Linked DNA regions of Homo sapiens: all the other regions are linked to region 2. The links are chromatin contacts, found by Hi-C or POLR2A ChIA-PET in ENCODE. All regions are on one chromosome and are shown on one strand. Each heading gives the region's core, a stretch centred on a gene start or an enhancer-like site at or near the end of the contact. The rest is flanking DNA. Distances are from core to core; before and after follow the strand shown.

Region 1 (4,474 bases), core at 878-3,377, 750 kb after region 2:
TTAAAAGGCCTCCTGGGTTAAAAGGTGTTTAAAGAGGAATGTCAAACCCTGGTGTGATCAGGGCTGATGACACCTTGAGGAGCTGCTGAAAGATGGGGGGAGCAGGGCCATGAGTCAGGAAGGTCTACCCATTTTGAAGCAGGACACCAGTCAGGGGCTGGAATATTGGGTACAAGCCTATTCCCTCAGAGGATGACAGTGAATAGCTATGTCACATGCCAAGATGGCTTACATTAACAGCATAATTAAACCCCAAGAAGGAAAACAAAATGCAGTTCAGGAAACCAAGGCAGAAGAGGCTCAGGTGTATGGCCTGGGACATGGCTTGGGAAGGGCAGGTGATTGCACAGTGATGGCTGTGAGATGCCAAGAGTTCATCCCTGGCATGTGGACTCTGGGCTCAGGGAAGCCAGACTAATTCTAGACCCCAACATGTAGGTACTGAGCCAACTGATATTTGTCCACCTGGGTCAGGAATTGCTCCAAGACTAGGCAGGGCTGAGCTTCCAGGGTGAGGATTCTCAGGACTGCAGCCTGAGCGGCTGGGGAAGGCAAGTACTGACCATCAGGAATCTTCAAAGCTTGGGGAACCTGGGTTTCCTTCCCAGAATTGGGAAATAAATTTATTCTACAGTGGAGGTCGAACCAAGTATGCCTATTCTAAAATTAAAAAATAAAGACCCCAAACACCTTCCACTATAAGAGGTAGAAAAGATAGTTTCCTTTGTTGATAATTTTATGTTGGAGCTATGAAACTGCTATTTTTATACATAAAAAATTCACCCAATATTGGCAATTTCACAGGATTCCATCTTAGTAAATGTCCTACAAGCCTTGGACAATGTGAACTCTTTCCGTGGGAAATGCAGTGACCATTTCAAATCGTTGGGTAGTGAACTTTCCTGGTGGCTTTGTTTCCTCTACTGTAAAATGTGTAAAATCCACACTGATCATCCTTCAGCAGAATTGCTTCAAAACATAATAATGAAAATAATAATCAGTCACTGAAAGAGAACATGAGGTCATGCTAGAGAATGTGAGGTTATTGTCATGCTAACTTTATGCATTGAATATTATAATAACACTCTTCTGTATGTCATCACAATTAAGACTAGTGTTTATGAAAACAAGCCATCAATGTCATGTCTTTCCACTCTTTTCCCCAATTCATTACTACTTCTTGGCATCCAGGTGCCCTCCCTCTGGGTGCAGGCCAATCATTTTGGAACAGAGGTTACTCAGAACCAGGCTTGTCTCTAGTGGCCTCCTGGGTGTCTTGTGTCTAGTGATCCTTGGCACCCTGCAGCCTTAGCTCACCTTCTGTATCACAAAGACAGGGGTATCAAAGGGCAAAGGGGGAAAGTCTAAAAGGAAGCTCTTAGAACTTTCGCTGGGTGCGGTGGCTCACATCTGTAATCGCAACACTTTGGGAGGCAGAGGTGGGCAGAGCACTTGAGGTCAGGAGTTCGAGACCAGCCGCCTGGCCAACAGAGTGAAACCCTGTCTCTACTAAAAATGCAAAAATTAGCCAGGCATGGTGGTGCATACCTGTAATCCCAGCTACTCGGGAGGCTGAGGCAGGAGAATCGCTTGAACCCAGGAGGCAGAGGTTGCAGTGAGCCGAGATCGTGCCACCGTACTCCAGCCTGTGCAACAGAGTGAGACGCTGTCTCAAAAAAAAAAAAAAGAAAAAGAAAAAAAAGAAAGCAAAAGAAAAAAAAAAAAGAACTTTCCAGGCCAGAAAAGAATCTCCCTTCTAGGCAGGAACAAACCCCTGTCATCACCCACTGTGTTCCCTGCTTACGCACACCCTGGGACACAGGAAAGGCATGTTAAAGCCAGTGGCCCTGCGTGGATTGTTCCTCTTATTTGTTTACATAACCCATGACAGATGCCAAGTCAAGCAGTGGAGGAAGAGCAGGCAGCACAGAGTGTCACTCAGATGAGCCCTTCCCTGCCCTTGCCTTTTCCACTTTCCATGAGGAGGCCAGCAGACACTTTGGGGCTGCTGTAAACCTTCAGTTAAATGGCAGCTCAGTGACAATGACAGCAAAGCTGCATTCCCCCATGGCAGACACGCCATGTGGGCACTTCCTCAGGTCTGCTGGGAAAATCGGAGCGTCATGTGCAGACCCTGCTGGAGGCACAGCAGGAAGTGACCAGGCACAGGCTGGGCAGTCCTTCTTCCGCCCCTGAGTCACTGCCACATGCATGAGAAGGGAACTCAGTGCAGGCTAGACAGAAAAGGTGGAGGCTCAGGCAAGAGGATCAGGAAGACATTTAGATAAAGAGGATGACGAAGTTAACACAACACCCACAACCCCACGCACACAGAGATTTACACTCACACACGCACTTGGCATCTGTCCTCAGTGAAGAGCAATTAAAGACACACCCCCTCAGATTCAAACAAGCAAGCATTAAACGGATTGCAATTATTCTGGAACAAACATAATTCCAATTTGTGTTCCCAGTATCTATGCAGCAAACCCGAATTTCCTAAACTAGCACCAACTTCCTTTTACTACACCCACACCTACTTTCCTATTTCAATACGGTCCCCAAGATACATGGAATTTGGAAATATATCAATCCCATTCTTTTCTCCTTGCATTGACTTTTTCCATTCCTCCCAATCTTCCAGAAAATATTTGGCCTCTCTCTCTAAATCTATTCCTGGATTCATGCAATAAGTATTTTTTGAGTATAGTGAGTAGCTGTTACATGCCAGGCACTGTACTAAGTGATAGGAACACAGCAATATGCAGAAGACACCAGAGCCCTGTTCCCACAGAGTCTGTTATCTTAATGCAAATTCCTATTTCTTTTCTTTTTTTTTTTTCTTTTTGAGATGGAGTTTCACTCTTGTTGCCCAGGTTGGAGTGCAGTAGCATGATCTCAGCTCACTGAAACCTATGCCTCCTGGGTTCAAGCCATTCTTCTGCGTCAGCCTCCTGAGTAGCTAGGATTACAGGTGCCTGCCACCACGCCCAGCTAATTTTTTGTATTTTTAGTAGAGATGGGGTTTCACCATGTTGGCCAGGCTGGTCTCGAACTCCTAACCTCAGGTGATCCACCGGCCTTGGCCTCCCAAAGTGCCGGGATTACAAGCATGAGCCACCGCGTCCAGCCGCAAATTCCTATTTCGAGTATGTCCTCTTCCATCTCTTAACTCATGGCAAAATTGCCCATACCAATATTTGGCAATTAATACTCTGCTTTATTTTTGTTCATTGTTCTATTGTATTGTTATTTAACACTTTATAGGTATCTACATGGTCTTATTAAATGAACTCTACAAGATCTATGAGGACAAAGACCTCATTTAAATTTTTCTTTGTATTTAATAGCTGTCTTGGGGAGCATGGTGAAAATGAAAATATGTAACAAGATAATAAGAAAGAATGGAGGTCTTATCATTCCTTATTTCACTAGCCAAGGCCTAACCCAGGATTTCTCAACCTCAATACTATTGATATTTTGGACCTAATAATTCTGTGTTGAGAGGGCCTGTCCTATGTATCATAGGATGTTCAGCAAAGTGCCCTCGGCCTCTTTCTATTAGATGCCAGAAACACTCTTTTCCCATCTGTCACAACTAAAAATGTCTCCAAACATTGCCAAACATCCTCAAGAGTTGAACAGGAACAACACTAACCACTGGCTCACAATATATCTGATATGTCTTGAGCTTCCTTTCTTGTTTCTATGTCATTAAATTCATACACACATGTGATATTGACATTGAAACAAACACAAATTTAATTTTATGTGTGACATATTTTCCCAAGGCATTAAAAAGTGATTGAGTAAGCTCAGTACACTAAAATGCAGCCCCTAGGGCCTAAGAGTGAGGAAGACAGATCCCAAGGGTCATAATTTGCTCCCCAAATCTATTTTGTGTCTTTGGAGAATTTCTTTAATATTCCAACAGCTGTAAGTCTATAAAGCCCTCAAGACAATCTCCTGGGATAGTTAGTGCCTGCTTATTTAACTAGGGCTAGCTGGAATTCATGGTCAAATTGCCATCATCCACATCCTTCCTGCAGTTTATAGTTCTAAATTCCCATCCCATGTGACTGCAGTAGTGCAGCCTCCTCCTTGCATGATACTAGTAGACTAGAACCAGGAAGTCAAAGGGAATGTCACCTTTTCCTTTTGTGTGAGTGTGCTAGAGGGGCAATGTCAGCTCATGCTAAGGTTGAAAATTCTTCCTTTGAAAGATGGCCTGTCAAATGTGCCTTAGGAATCACTTATTATTTTTTTTTTTTCTTGAAACAGTCTTGCTCTGTGGCCCAGACCAGAGTGCATTGGTACCATCTTGGCTCACTGCAACCTCTGCCTCCCATGTTCAAGCAATTCTCTTGCCTCAGCCTCCCAAGTAGCTGGGATTACAGGCATGCATCACCACACCTGGCAATTTTTGTATACTTGTATTTTTAGTAGAGATGACGTTTCACCATCTTGGCCAGGC
Region 2 (4,234 bases), core at 490-2,989:
GGGTCACGCCTGTAATCCCAGCACTTTGGGAGGCCGAGGCGGACGGAGCACGAGGTCAGGAGATCGAGACCATCCTGGCTAACATGGTGAAACCCCGTCTCTACTAAAAATACACACACACACACAAAATTAGCCAGGTGTGGTGGCAGTCGCCTGTAGTCCCAGCTACTTGGGAGGCTGAGGCAGGAGAATGGCGTGAACCCGGGAGGTGGAGCTTACAGTGAGCCGAGATTGCGCCACTGCACTCCAGCCTGGGCGACAGAGTGAGACTGCGTCTCAAAAAAAAAAAAAAAAAAAAATCAGCTTTACTCAGTTAACTTTTTCTTAGATTTAGAGATGTTTGGAAACTATTTGCAAGGCTCATAAAATAAACACTAAATAAAGATGGTATAGAAAACAAGTAAATAGGGTGGCATCCATTATATTGTATGTAAATGTGCTATAAAGTATGAAGTGTTTTGTGAATTAGGCATTCTTCTTTCTTCAGTCAGGAGACAGACTCAGACAATTGCTTAGTTTTGATAAAACATTTCTCCATAATTCTACAGCTGTGTCTTAGATGGTAACTGAATAGTAATGTTTTGATTACAGCTTTGCAGATGTTGAGGCCCTAGACACAGCAGCTTTCTTCAATCAAGTGGTGAGTCCCTAGAAGACACTTGTCTTTCCTGTAGGTCAGTGCAAGGATCTTGAGCATGAAACCCTACGCTCAGAGCAGTGAGCTGGAAGGCTTGCTCCAGTGTGTGTGTGTATGTTTGCATTTGTGTGAGTGTGTGTGCATGTGTCTGTGCCTGCATGTGTGTATGTTTCTTTCTGTGTAAGCACAAAGTATGGATTCCAGTGTAATTATTTTATATACCACCATCTTTGGATTACAAATAGAAAAATGACATTTCTTTTGGGAATGGAGAGTATTGGACAGTGAAATGGATATCTGAAACCCTGTGCATTACCAATCGCTTAAACTACAGAATTTGTGTATCTTTTGCAGCTAGAAGAGACATTCAAGTTCACTCAGTGTTACAGATCTAGATCGTTTCTAACAGACAGCGGCACTAGAACCAGGCCTTTGGAGGCCCCTTCTCATGGTCCTTCTGGCATATCACACAGCCTTCTCTTAATGATCCTGCTTTTAAACCAGAGGTCAGCAACCTTTTTCTGTAAAGGGCAAGATAGTAAATTATTTTGGCTTTGTAGGCCAATGGTCTCTGTTGCAGTTGCTCAACTCTGCCCTTGTTGTGCGAAAGCAGTGGTAGAGGATACTTAAATAAACGAGTGTGGCTGTGTTCCAATAAAGGTTTATTTACAAACATAGGTATAGGTCTGACTTGGCCCACAATCTGTAGTTTCCTGAACCCAGTTTTATACCATTGAAGTTATGACAATTTCTGTTTGATGGTCACTAACAGGCTATTGGGTCTTAGAAAGTCAAAGCTACCATCTAGCCTGGTGGTAAGGTGAGCTGTTGCATCACAGTCCCCATGACTTGGCTTCTTTCCAGACCTGGGTATGCTCAGATCTCCAGCAGCCAGGAGAGTGGGCCTGGCTCCCACAGTACTCCAGTTTCCAAAAGGAATCACACATTCCCTTCCTGTGCAGATAAAAGAACAATTGGACCATGAGAGAACTTACTGGAAAGTAATGCAGGATCACCAGGAAGGAACAGGAATTCACTCCTCGGTCACAGTCTTCATAGTCTGATTGGGAGTCAATCAGGTCTAAAAAGGTCAGTGAGAATGTATGTCTGACTTTGGCAGGCTTCCAGCGCCTTACAGTCATGGAATAGTTTGTTGGGTTGTAGTTTTTTCCAGAGCCTATTCAGAGCTTCCTTTGGCTGCTCTATCCATGTCGGCTTCCTCACACCGCCACCCCACCACTATTTTCCCCTCACTTATTGTCTGTCAATGCAAAGCTATTGTTCCCGTTAACTAAAATCACCAATAAACAAATATTTTTTTTCTCTCCATTTCATCTTCCATAAAACTTGACTTTCAGGTCCTTTCCCCTGTACCCTCGTCTCTGGGAGCTGGTCCCAGGTCTCAGGCCCTAGAAAGCAAACATCTTCCATAAAAGGTCAGTGCAGAGAGTTTAGGTGAAACCTTATGCTGATGCAAATGGGCTAGATGATTGCTCTGGTGATTGTGTAGATTAATGTGTGTACATGTGTGTGTGTACGTGTGTGTCTGTGTGTCTGATTCTGACCTTTAAATTAGGCTTCTTCCCTGGGCCCCTGCTGAAGGAATTTCTTTCAGCAGCCTGGGTGCCATTGGTTAGCCTCCAGGTAGACATTATCTCTTCATTGTTGTCAAGTCTTCATTCTGTCCCTCCCATTTTTCACCATGTGAATCCACCTTATGATCTGTTTCAAAGTTGAACAAGATGAGAACTTTCAAAGGCTGGATGAAGAATGGAATTTTCAATGAATTTAATGACCTAATTCTCAAAAAGGTACATACAAAAAAAAAAAATTAAAAAGATATCTGCAGTTACTTGTTCTTTTTTTTTTTTTTTTGCCCTGATTGCATCATCTCTAAAGTTGCCTTTCTTGATGATCAACTGGCGAGATCTGTAAAGGGGCATAAGTTGCTAATGGGTCCTTGGAGTTGAAGTGATTTAGGGAAAAAAAATCCTACATTATTATTATTTTCCCCAAGTAGCACTCTGATGCCTGGGGAGAGGGATGCTGGTAGCTGTGTGAGAAGCGGCAGAAATGAGGAAGGAAGGAAGGAAGGAAGGAAGGAAGGAAGGAAGGAAGGAGGGAGGGAATATTTGATTATTTCTTCATAAACAACCAATTCCTTTAGCACCTGCTATGGTTCCTGCCGCTGTGAGAGGAATATCAATGGCTTCAATATTCCATTGTTTGTGACTGAGAAGCATTTGCCTGCTGTACTGGGCTGCTTAGTTTTTTCAGACTGGCCACAAGGCAGAAAATGTGGCAGATATATAAAAGGAAAATGTTGGCCAACATGCCCTACATCAGGTGAGTTTTCTGTCTAAAGCCCATTTTGGAGTTACTGCCTCTCCCCTTTTTGTTTCTTCACAGCCTTTTGTTGATTTTTAGTTACATTTCTTTCCCCTGATGAGTGGCATACCCTTAAGTGTGCAGGTTCTACTGTTCTGCTCACATTAACACTTCTGTTAGTTTTTTTGTAATAGCCTACTTTGTTTTGATAAAATCATTACTTTCTTCAGCAACACTAATGCAAAGGAATGATTCATGAATACAAATGAAAGAAACAGCTCACAAAACAGGAGAAAAGGTGAGGAAAGAGAAGTTATGTTGGGTACTTGAAGTAGATCATTACCACCAGGTGGCGCTATTAAAACACCTCATTTTAAAATCCTAAACAGGGTTGCAAATAAGGAAAATGCAAAATTAGAGTCCTTCACAGAGAAAATACTTTTTATCAAAGAGAGACAGAGTGTGCGTGTGTGTGTGTATGTGTGTGTGTGTTTAGAACATAATTGTTTTAGGAAGAAGTAAATATTATGGGAAGTGGTGATACTTTTTAGAAAGGTGGCTCACAATTGATATTCTTGTAAGTTAAATACTAAAGCTTTTGAATATAAATATATTTAATTCCAGCTAGACCTTTTCTAGAATCTTCTGAAGCATGACATTGTAGACATCAGAAAGATGGTTTACTTTTACCATTCCACAACCCACTTTCATTCTACATAGAGAGCTTGCACAGTGGGGGCATTTATGTGAAAACAATTAGTACCCCATTAGGGGAAACATGAAGCCTGCAGGTCTGAGATGTTCTTGACTGCTTTGGGAACTTGGCATGTAGAAAGCTGGTAAATTAATACTCCGTGGAAGAGGATTCTTTACTTTAAAACATGTTGTCTATTATGTGACTCCGTGCTGCTGGTACCATTGTTATTTAAAGTAGACATTTTCATGTTTGTGCATTCTGTATGTGCATAGGGTATCCATTTACTGACAGAGAGATGAAAAGCTGATAATTCACATGTTTGTACATCAAAGATAGGGTGTTGATATAATGGTCCAGATAATCTTACACTTGAAGAAAGGCCAGGAGTAGAAAGTGATCTAACACAAAAAAGCATTAACGCCCTGAATTTTACATTGATTCTCCCTTATTTCAGCCCCAGAGCAACTCTCTGAATCAGATGATGCTGATAACTCCATTCTTAAGGCGAGGCTCCAGGAAGTTAAATAAGTTGTCAGTTGTCACAAAGCCACACTATATGACAGAATCAGGAG
Region 3 (3,988 bases), core at 501-3,000, 530 kb after region 2:
CAAAAACCCTGGAAGGGAGGGACACATATCCATCTAACCAGCTTCTGCCTGTGCCATCTCTATCACCCGTTTCTAAATTCTCTCCAAAATATTCACGCCTACTTTTGGTGTGAGACTTGTGTAAGAAGGTTATGTTTACCATTTTATTTTTACTCTGTGAGAAGGTTATTTTACCTTGTGTGACTGACACAACAGCTGTCAGTGCTCTGGAAGAGGCAGACGCCTTCCGTGACAAGTTAAATGGCCACCTCTGGCCATCTAATCCACAGTCCTTTCCTGACAAGGAAACATCACGGGTAGCTAACGAGGTGATCAGAGTAGGAGTTGAATAACAGTAAGAAAGAATTGGAGACAGTTTAGGGGGATGGAATTGACTTGTAAGACTTAAAGATATGGATGCAAAAGAAGAGAATCTTTTGCAATGGAGAATACAGACATAGTTTGCTCCTGAGAGAAACACAGCTGAAGAGGAATTATAAATGATTGACTAGAGTACCATAATGATGTGAAGCAGCCCTGGCAGTCAGCATGGAAAGAAGGAAAGGAACCGTAGCAGCATTGTAGGAAAAAAAAAAAAAGGATTCCAAAATAGGTTCCAATATGGCTCTCAGGGTCTGATGTGGCTCCTTTCCTAGCTGTGTGATCCTGGAGAAATCATTTAGCCTCTCTGAAATTCACTCAGCTTCAATATTTTCATCCACAAAATAAGAATACTAGCTGGGATAATCTTTCAGCTACCTTCAACTCTAAAATTATTATCTTCCTCTTACCTTTTATGATTCTAAAATCTTGGGAGGAAGAGTTGGGAAAGTATTCACTAAAATCTAAAACTAAACAGCTTCAATTTTCACCAGTGATCATTTACACAGTACAGGAGGGCAAGAGGGAGGGTGTCTGCATTGAGTTAGTTTTGTTGATGCAATGAACAGTGCAGAGGGCAGGGGAGCAGGTAGGATATTCCTTCCTTCCACTATCTTTAAAAATAATAACAATACTACCTTATAGTTGTATTCTGTGTTATTCTTTTAGAAATTCTTGCAAATCCCTTGCCGTCTTTGATATTTATAGCAATTAGGTGAAATGGGCAAGAAAGTTTTTTCGTTTTTGTTTTTGTTTCACCAATGACAAATTCAGAGAGTTTAAATGAGTTTCTTAGAGTTGTAGAGCTGGTTAATGATAGGGCTGGGACTAGATTTTTGGTCTCTAGAACACTGGGGTTGGGTATTTGCTTTTGGGTACCTTTTGGAACAGTCTTCCCAGCAGTATCCAGAAACATGAGGAAGCTGCCTGGTTGTCACAATCCCAAATGACCTCAAAAAGAGGATGCAGCTTCTCAGATTGGACTGTATTTGTCTTTGGTCAACTCATAAGTATCTTTTGGTAAGAGCCTCCAAAATAGGGTGTAAACACCCTGGAGGTATACAAGGTGATGCATTAGGGTGCAGAGGAAAAATACTAAGAAAATTGCTATTTGCATTCATTTTTCATCTTTTTAAATCTAATTTTTGTGTGTTTTATGTTACATAATATATTAGCATAAAGTATCAGAATAGGCAGTACATGAGGATAACTTACAAATGGGGTATATGTTGTACTGATTTAATCCATGATCAAAACTATTTCAAGACTATGTTTTAGAAAATTGAGGGAAAGGCCTGAAGGGTGAATCATATGGCTGTTAACAGGAGTCTTCTCTTGCTCTTATCCCCTAAGATGACTCAGGGAAAATGGGAAAGGTTGTGGAAAAGACCAGGTTCAATCAGAATCTTGAAGAACATCCAGAGAAGTAGATGAGCAAATGGAACAGCTCTGACCAAATTAGGGCGGCCGGTCACATGCTTCCCACCAACACAAAGGTCTCTTTGTTTTCTGCACACACACTGCAGTTCTTTGTCAATTATAATCAACGATTCCATTCAGCTCTTCTTGCCACCACTTCTCTCCTGTCTTTCTAGTCTGCTGGGCAATAAATGTAAGGTAAAACTTCACAAGACCTTTAAAAGATAAGGTTGAAAGAGAAAAATACATCCTAATCAATGAACCTACCCAGAGGAAATAACTGGGGGATTATTCATAACTTACAACTTAGTTGCCAACTAATTTTTGGTGTTGAAGATCATTGTACTATACTGGGTAAGTTTACAAAACAGAAAAGGAATAATGGTGAGGAGAAAAATTATTACCTCTTGTCTATGGACTCCAGGAAGTGCACCCAAGATTATTAAGTTATTAACACAGAGACAAAGAAGGAGTGGTATGTAATATCAGATAAGTAAGTACTCTTTCTACAGTGGCAAGTAGAAAGTCATCTCTCAGGGTTAATATTTGGGACTTTTCAAGGAAAGAGAGAGCTGTAGAAGGGGTAAAAGGTTTCCTTACACATACAAATATTATAGGGCAAAAGGAGCCAACCTAAGGATTTTGCTCACAGTATGCCTGTGTCATTAAACCACTTTCTTTACTTGCAATTGTTGGCAGACATCAAAGCCACTGGATCACTGTTATGATATTTCATAACAGCACAGACCATAGGCGTCGTCTCATGCAATTCTGGTGTGCCTAACACAGTCCTGCCAGGAAGGCATCTGAAGGCTTCCAAGCCTGAGCTTTCTGAATTTTGAGTGTGGTACTGTGGAAAGTGCTGGATTTGAGGGGTGAAGGGAGGCCAAGGTCTTTGGTTTCTTGTTCCACTTCTGTCATTAAATTCCTTGGGTGGACTTCTTAATCTCATTTTATAGAGCAAATTCATTATAGAGAAAATTATGAGAAAGTTTCTTTCTCATCTGTGGCATTTATTTATTCATCAAACATTGTTGTATTTCCTATGTTTCAACACAATATTAAATGCCAGAAATACTAGTATTTAAAAAATACTTTTTCTCAGAGGGCACACAGTCTAAATAAAAAGATAAGACACATACAATTATGGTTAACTCAGTATAGAGCAATATATGAATGAAGACAAACAAGTGATATCTTAGTAAATGCTATTAAACGTCTTAAAGGAAAAGAAAAAGTTATCTTGTAATGCAAAAAAAAAAAAAAAAAACCCCACAAAGTTATCATGGTTTCCCTCTGGCATCCTCTTCCGCTTTGCTTTGTTCTGGCACCCATCTTTGCTGGATCCCATTGGCGTACAGATGAGAAGAGTAGAAAAGAGCACACAGCTTAAAATCACAGAACTGTGACTTCTCCTTTTTTCTCTATTCTAGAGTGTGCCTGCAGCATGCATTCATTACTGCATCTGATGGAAGCACAAAGGGAGAGACAAAGATGCAGAGAACAATGGTAAACAATTGGTGAAATGTGTTGGCAAATTGAGTCCAATGCTGTCTGTAACAAATGGCAGCTATTTTGTGTGTGTGTCATCTAAATAAAAATAAGGTGGATTAACAAACAACTGTATCTGGCCGAGGGAAGACTGCCGCCATTTTCTTAATAAATCAGTTATTGTGTGATTTATAATAAACTATTTGGACTACTTTCCTACCATGTATTTCCAGTAGAGGGATTTAGAAAGCTAATTTTAAGGCCAGGCATGGTGGCTTATGCCTGTAATCGCAGCACTTTGGGAGGCTGAGGCGGTTGGATCGCTTGAGGTCAGGAGTTTGAGACCAGCCTGGCCAACATGGTGAAACCCCATCTCTACTAAAAATACAAAAATTAGCTGGAAATCACTTGAACCTGGGAGATGGAGGTTGCAGTGAGCTGAGATCATGCCATTGCACTCCAGCCTGGGAGACAGAGCAAGATTCAGTTTCAAAAATAATAGTAATAATAGTAATAATAATAATGATAATAATAATAATAATAATAAAGGAAAGCTATTTTTTTTTTTTTTGAGATGGAGTATCACTCTGTCACCCAGGCTGGAGTGCAGTGGTGCTATCTCAGCTCACTGCAACCTCTGCCTCCCAGGTTCAAACGATTCTCCTGCCTCAGCCTCCTGAGTAGCTGGGATTACAGGCATCCAACACCATGCCCGGCT

What was found. A loop is a pair of places that touch in the nucleus more often than their neighbours do. ChIA-PET counts read pairs that join two places held with the same protein, here RNA polymerase II (POLR2A). Pooled maps may share reads with other maps.
Region 1: a loop to region 2 is called in a map of endothelial cell of umbilical vein, with 4 times the contacts of the local background. The contact joins two enhancer-like sites. A Hi-C loop is called at or near these places in 2 of 168 maps with a recorded cell type or tissue (endothelial cell of umbilical vein and esophagus muscularis mucosa) and 2 of 50 pooled maps. POLR2A ChIA-PET finds 5 or more read pairs at or near these places in 1 of 52 experiments (MCF 10A).
Region 3: a map of Calu3 shows a loop between it and region 2 (10-fold over the local background). The contact joins two enhancer-like sites. A Hi-C loop is called at or near these places in 2 of 168 maps with a recorded cell type or tissue (Calu3 and HepG2) and 6 of 50 pooled maps.

What each region holds. Positions count from the first base shown.
Region 1 is chr5:67,996,949-68,001,422 of GRCh38, forward strand. No RefSeq gene overlaps it. Among named protein-coding and RNA genes, the nearest start is that of LINC02219, 190 kb to the right of the region's middle. Within about 2 kb of position 2,128, at least 17 of the 41 ENCODE cell types and tissues checked have a DNase peak (open chromatin) inside an H3K27ac peak, as active enhancers do; they include endothelial cell of umbilical vein, where a contact is called at or near this core.
Region 2 is chr5:67,242,937-67,247,170 of GRCh38, forward strand. No RefSeq gene overlaps it. Among named protein-coding and RNA genes, the nearest start is that of TILRLS, 23 kb to the right of the region's middle. Within about 2 kb of position 1,740, at least 7 of the 41 ENCODE cell types and tissues checked have a DNase peak (open chromatin) inside an H3K27ac peak, as active enhancers do; they include endothelial cell of umbilical vein, where a contact is called at or near this core.
Region 3 is chr5:67,771,786-67,775,773 of GRCh38, forward strand. No RefSeq gene overlaps it. Among named protein-coding and RNA genes, the nearest start is that of LINC02997, 19 kb to the right of the region's middle. RefSeq lists a silencer at 2,396-2,690. Within about 2 kb of position 1,751, at least 9 of the 41 ENCODE cell types and tissues checked have a DNase peak (open chromatin) inside an H3K27ac peak, as active enhancers do.